2 separate regions of the Homo sapiens genome follow, and region 1 is linked to region 2. A link is an interaction called in ENCODE POLR2A ChIA-PET data of the cell type or tissue named here. Cell type or tissue: CD4-positive, alpha-beta T cell. All regions are shown on one strand. Each heading gives the region's core, and the rest is flanking DNA. Links, peaks and the distances in the headings are about the cores only.

Region 1 (2,908 bases), core at 190-2,689, 92 kb before region 2:
TGATGCATGCCTGTAATCCCAGCTATTTGGGAGGCTGAGGCAGGAGAAGCACTTGAACCCGGGAGGCGGAGGTTGCAGTGAGCCGAGATCACACCATTACACTCCAGCCTAGGCAACAAGAGTGAAACTCCATCTCAAAAAAAAAAAAAAATGCCAGGTGGTGCAGTGGCTCACGCCTGTAATCCCAGCACTTTGGGAGGCCCAGGCGGGCAGATCACGAGGTCAGGAGATCGTGACCATCCTGTCTAACACAGTGAAACCCCGTCTCTACTAAAAATACAAAAAATTAGCCGGGCATGGTGGCGGGCACCTGTAGTCCCAGCTACTCGGGAGGCTGAGGCAGGAGAATGGTGTGAACCCAGGAGGCGGAGCTCGCAGTGAGCCGAGATTGCACCACCGTGCTCCAGCCTGGGCAGCAGAGCGAGACTCCGTCTCAAAAAAAAAAAAAAAAAAATTGGGAAACCCCTACCTGTCTGTACCTGTAGGTCTTTTCTCTGGGGTCTGGAAGAAGAATCCTTCAATATCTTGCCTTCTGGTAATCTGAGAGCAGGGCGAGAAAAGGAAGATCAGAGTTCCACCCTTAAATCTGTAGGTTTTCACTCCCCCACTCTCCTTTGCAGTCCCGTGGAGTCTCCATCTGAGCCCTTTCCTAGTCCAGGCATCCCGATGTTGGTGGATGGCCCATCTGAGCGGCCAGCCCTGTGCTTCTTGCTGTTGGCTGTGGCAATGTCTTTCTTCGGCTCAGCTCTATCCATAGATGAAACACGGGCGCATCTGTTGTTGAAAGAAAAGATGATGCGGCTGGGGGGGCGGCTGGTGCTGAACACCAAGGAGGAGCTGGCCAATGAGAGGCTCATGACGCTCAAAATCGCTGAGATGAAGGAGGCCATGAGGACCCTGATATTCCCACCCAGCATGCACTTTTTCCAGGCCAAGCATCTCATTGAGAGAAGTCAAGTGTTTAATATTCTAAGGATGATGCCAAAAGGTAAGGTTTGGAAAGGGGTGGCTTGGGGTGCTGGGAAGGTAGAGGGACTCATCTTGGGGCTATTACTGTGCTTGTGGCTGTTGCTATTCTAGATGGAGCAGAGAAAGCCTCACTCAGCTGTTCTGCTCCTCTGTCCTTATGGGTAGACTAGGAAAAGGGTGTTGAAAACCAAAACCCCTGCTTCCTGGGGGACTCGCAGACAGTCAGGATTGGAAAAGCATCCAGCCCTGAGACTTTGCTATTCCCTTTTTAGTTTTCCCAGGGGCTAAGCTACCACATAGGATACAATGTGATATAGCATCCTGGAGTAGTATAAACACACCTCCATGAAACATGAAATAATTAGCATCCCGCACATATAAATAGCCAGGGGTGGTGGTGCACCTGTAATCCGAGCTACTCTGGAGGCTGAGTGGAGAGTATCGCTTGAGCCCAGGAGGTGGAGTTTGCAGGGAGCTATGATGGCACCTCTGCACTCCAGCCTGGGCGACAGAGCAAGACCCTGTTCCCCAAAAAATGTTAATTTTTTTTTTTATTAAAAAAAATTTTTTTTGAGACAGAGTCTCACTCTGTTGCCCAGGCTGAAGTGCACTGGTGTGATCTTGGCTCACTGCAACCTCTGCCTCCCAGGTTCAAGTGATTCTCCTGCCTCAGCCTCCTGAGTAGCTGGGATTACATGCATGAACCACCACACCTGGATAATTTTTGTACTTTTAGTAGAGACGGGGTTTCACCATGTTGGCCAGGCTGATCTCGAACACCTGAGCTCAGGCAATCCACACTCCTCGGCCTCCCAAAGTGCTGGGATTACAGGTGTGAGCCACTGCACCTGGCCAAAAATGTTAATTTAAAATGTAAAAATAATAGCAGCTTGCAGTTTACAAAGACTTAACACCTGTTTTTTTTTTTTCTTTTTTTTTCTTTTTTTTTTTGAGACGGAGTCTTGTTCTGTCGCCCAGGCTGGAGTGCGGTGGCGTGATCTCAGCTCACTGCAACATCCTTCTTCCAGGTTCAAGCAATTCTCCTGCCTCAGCCTCCCGAGTAGCTGGGATTACAGGCACATGCCACCATGCCTGGCTAATTTTTGTATTTTTAGTAGAGATGGGGTTTCACCATGTTAGTCAGGCTGGTCTCGAACTCCTGACCTCGTGATCTGCCTGCCTCGGCCTCCCAAAGTGCTGGGGTTACAGGAGTGAGCCACTGTGCCCAGCTGTTTTTTTTTCTTTTAATGTTATAAATAGAGATTTAAAAAATAATAATAATCGTGAGGTCAGTAAAGTAGCATCCCCAGTTGCTGGGAGGCATAAGAGGGTGTCTGGGGGCTCGTGTCAGGGCCAGGGGCTGGATGGGCACAAGAAGCGCAGAGGGACAGCATGCACTGTGCCTAGGGGAGCAAGGGGCACAGCTGGTGTCTGGTGGGGAGGACAAGCATGGGGATTCAACTGGCAAAGCCTGCAGGCCAGAAGCTGTACAGACACAGGCCCAGCGCAGGGGATGAAAAGCCAGTGGGAGAGGAGTTGAGGGGCAGGATGAGAGGATGGAGGACAAGTGTGTGAAAAGGACCGTGGCCCTGGGGCTCATCCCAGTGTATCCCGTCATGCAGTGTTGGGTGGCCTCATTGAAAGGCCTGGGCTCCCATTGGAGAGCTAGAAGCCAATGGAGCCCTGACTTGAACCTCAGTTCTCTGGTTCCAAGCCTGATGCCCTCTCACTCTCCCATGCTGCCCCTCTTGGACAAGATCACCCCTGGCTCCTGATTAGTGAGACATGGAAGCCCCATCCTTAAACTAGAGCCTTAAACAAGTTCCGAGAAACATGTCTGGACAGAAATCCTTCTGCTTGCACGTCTTCTTGTGATCCACACTGTCCCCAAGCCCCGGAGCCCTGGGATGGGACTTCACCCCTTTGTCCCCAAGCCCCG
Region 2 (2,908 bases), core at 200-2,699:
ATTTCTACCTCCGTGCTTTCAACTTTTGTTGCATCATGCACTGATGCTGCTTGCAAAAAATGAAGACAAAATACTCAGAAGTTGCATTTGCCATGGCCACTGGCTCCAGCTGGGGTTTGGTGCCAGTGTTATTACAGGGTCTGCGGAGTATCAGCCATTGGCTTGGCCTCTCTCTGTTCCTCCCTCTGCACCTAGAACTCTTATCCTTCCTGTGGTTTGGTGCCGACTGGGTCGGATCTGGGCTTAGAGTAATAGCTTTGGTGGGTTTCCTGGATGGATGTGAAGTTGGGCCTCCCATGGGCCCAAGGGAGTAGGAAGCCCCATTCCCCACCTGTCCTTCCTCTAGGAAGTGTAGATCAGAAAGTGAGGTGGTGACCTCCCACCTCTGGTCTGGTTAAGAGTCTCACTAGGGCCAAGGCAGGCTGCAGAACTTTCCCTCTTCCTCTCATTGAGGGTGATGACAAGAGACATCCGGGGACTGTGCACTTACAGTCGGTGTGGAATGTCACTCTTGCAGTCTTTGAGGCAGGATAAGTATTTTTACATATTTTAAGGGTGCAGGAGGACAGCAGCTAACAAGGCCAGGAAATACTCACTTCCCTCCACCCTCAACAGGATGTGGTGGGGGTGAAACTTGAAGAATTTTTGTTTCCCCTTCTCCCTTCTTACGTTTGGGAAGTTTTATGTAGTGTAACAAACTCTAGACGAGTTACCAGAAGATGTGGATTCTAGTTCTGATTCTGTCACTCATTGGCTTTGAGTGACATATTTTTATTTCCTGGGCCTGTTTTCTCACATTAAAAAAGTAGAAGTTAGATGAGTGATCTCTAAGGTTGAAGGTAATTTCAGCTCTCACATTCTTTTGAGTTTGTGGCTCTTGAAAGCCCTGGTCCTGATGCTCCCTGTAAAGGTGGCTGGGAGAGAAGCCAGCCAGGCTGCACTTGCAGAACATTCCCTGCTCTGTACTGGGTGTGTGAAGCCCCAGCAGAGAAGGCCGGAGGGAGGGCTTGGGTGCCTGGGCTGGGTGTGGGGCAGGGCCTGGCACAGCTGCAGAGTGCACAGGGAGGGTCAGAAGTGCCAAGTCACTGGCCGTTAACTCAGCACCCAGGCCAAGCCCCCGCCTCCCACTTGAAGCCCCCTCTTACAACTGTTTTGGGGGCTTGGAGCAGAAGACACCCTTGTAGACAGACATAAGAGGGGCAGAAGGCTTGACCAGAGTTCTCTTGAGCCTCCTCATGCTCTCAGAGCAGGGAACAGCGGGGGAAAATGTTTACACTCCATGCACAATCTGTGCTTCCAGTCCCTCACCCTATGTGGCCCAATAGCTGGCTGGATTTCACACTTAATTGGTATTTTTTTCTGCCTTCTTCCCCTGCCCCCACTGACTCCTCTCCTCTCCCTTTGATTGTACTCAAGGTTCTGGGGCCTGGGCCCTGGGTGGGTACCAACAGCTGCTCGCTGTTCCCATGTCCTCTCTCCAGCTTTGCTGTGTTTCTCTGCTACCTAATCTCAGTGACTGTGAAAGGACATTGTGTCTGAGCCATGGCCAGCCGCTGGCTGGCCCCCTGATCTGCCCCCCTTCTATTGTTTGGATGGCCATCTCCTGCTGGGCCTCCCTGACTGTAAAATCTCTGTACTGTTTGTTAGGTTTTTGGTGGGAGGCTGTGATAAGTTCCAATGAGCTGCCACTTCCCTGGATATGTCAAGAAGCTGATGGCAACTTGGCCAATTCTGGCAGATATCAGGCCCCCAGTTCAGCCCCAGTCACCCTCTTTTACACATGTGGGTCAACCACTGTGTGCTCAGAGGGTCAGTCCCTTCCTCTGCTGTGTTTTTCTTGAGTCCTTGCACTCACTTCCCCTGCCCCAGTCACGATGACCCCTAAAGCTTCCTTTGCCCTTGCTTTCTAGGGCATCCCTAGTGAAGGGGCAAACCTGAGATTTCTCCGTGGACCTGACAGCCAAGGCAGGGCACTGTCTCCTGAGGCCAGTGCCAGCACGTGCATGGTTCACAGAAAAGGATCCTGGGCTCAGAATCTCGAGAACCGCCTGCTCCTAACAATTCAGCAAGTCAGGGGCTTCCTCTCTGTTAGTCCCCAAATCCTTACTTATTTTAAAAAGACTAGACCCTCTCTAAAGACTGTTCCATTTTAACATGTCCTGATTCTGCATCCGTGGGTTTTGTGAAAGAGAGCTAGCTGGCGGTTAGAGCCTGGAAGAAGGAGGGAAGTGGCACCTCACTAGCATTTATCACTTTTTTCCTTCTCTTTTTAAAAATAAAACCAGACTCTGTTCTGAAAATAAAAAACTTGAGACTTGTGACAAGCTTCCTGTGTGGTTTGTTTTAAGATCTTTTCTGTCCTGGTTTCCTTACAAAATTCTTAAATGTCACTGTGACATTCGCCATTATTTTATAAGTTTGTGTTAACATTATGGGTACACCTTGGCCCTTCTAGGCAGTTGGCATGTTTTTCAGGGAGGCAGTGAAGCTGTGGCCTGGAGCTGGTGAGTGTCTTGACATGCTTTGTTGGCACAGCCAGCTCAGCTCTAATGGACTCAGCCTGAGAACGATTTTTTCTCATCACCCTCGGCTCTCTCTCACTTTTCTTTCCTTCCTTCTTTCTTTTTCTTTGTTTTTGAGACAGGGTCTCACTCTGTCACCTGGGCTGGAGTGCAGTGGCGCCATCATAGTTCACTGCAGCCTCAACCTCCTGGGCTCAAACAATCCTCCTGCCTCAGCCTCCCAAGTAGCTGGGACTACAGAAGTGTGCCACCACGCCCGGCTTCCCATTTCTTTCTAAAAGAGTAGCTTTCCAAAGGGGGAACATCTTGAGAAACTAATTTTTAAATACTGTGCCCTCCTCTATCACTCTTGCCCCAGCCAGAAGCACAAATTCTTACGTATGAAT

The links. ChIA-PET counts read pairs that join two places held together with the same protein. Peaks named below come from ENCODE experiments on the same cell type or tissue, not always from the same donor. Only the 100,000 strongest peaks of a DNase experiment are listed, where the experiment ranks them.
Region 1: POLR2A ChIA-PET joins it to region 2 with 5 read pairs; 3 of 35 experiments call an interaction of 5 or more read pairs at or near these places.

Annotation. Positions count from the first base shown.
Region 1 is chr22:17,207,436-17,210,343 of GRCh38, reverse strand. It overlaps ADA2 (adenosine deaminase 2), which reads left to right. Exons shown (of 10, transcript NM_001282225.2): 2 at 621-988. The coding sequence starts at 667. Among named protein-coding and RNA genes, the nearest start is that of ADA2, 11 kb to the left of the region's middle. In CD4-positive, alpha-beta T cell, for the core only: no CTCF peak of the experiment used is centred there; no DNase peak of the experiment used is centred there.
Region 2 is chr22:17,115,710-17,118,617 of GRCh38, reverse strand. TMEM121B (transmembrane protein 121B) reads left to right here. Exons shown (of 1, transcript NM_031890.4): 1 at 1-2,321. Among named protein-coding and RNA genes, the nearest start is that of TMEM121B, 4.2 kb to the left of the region's middle. In CD4-positive, alpha-beta T cell, for the core only: no CTCF peak of the experiment used is centred there; no DNase peak of the experiment used is centred there; H3K4me3 peaks cover 566 bases; H3K27ac peaks cover 2,328 bases.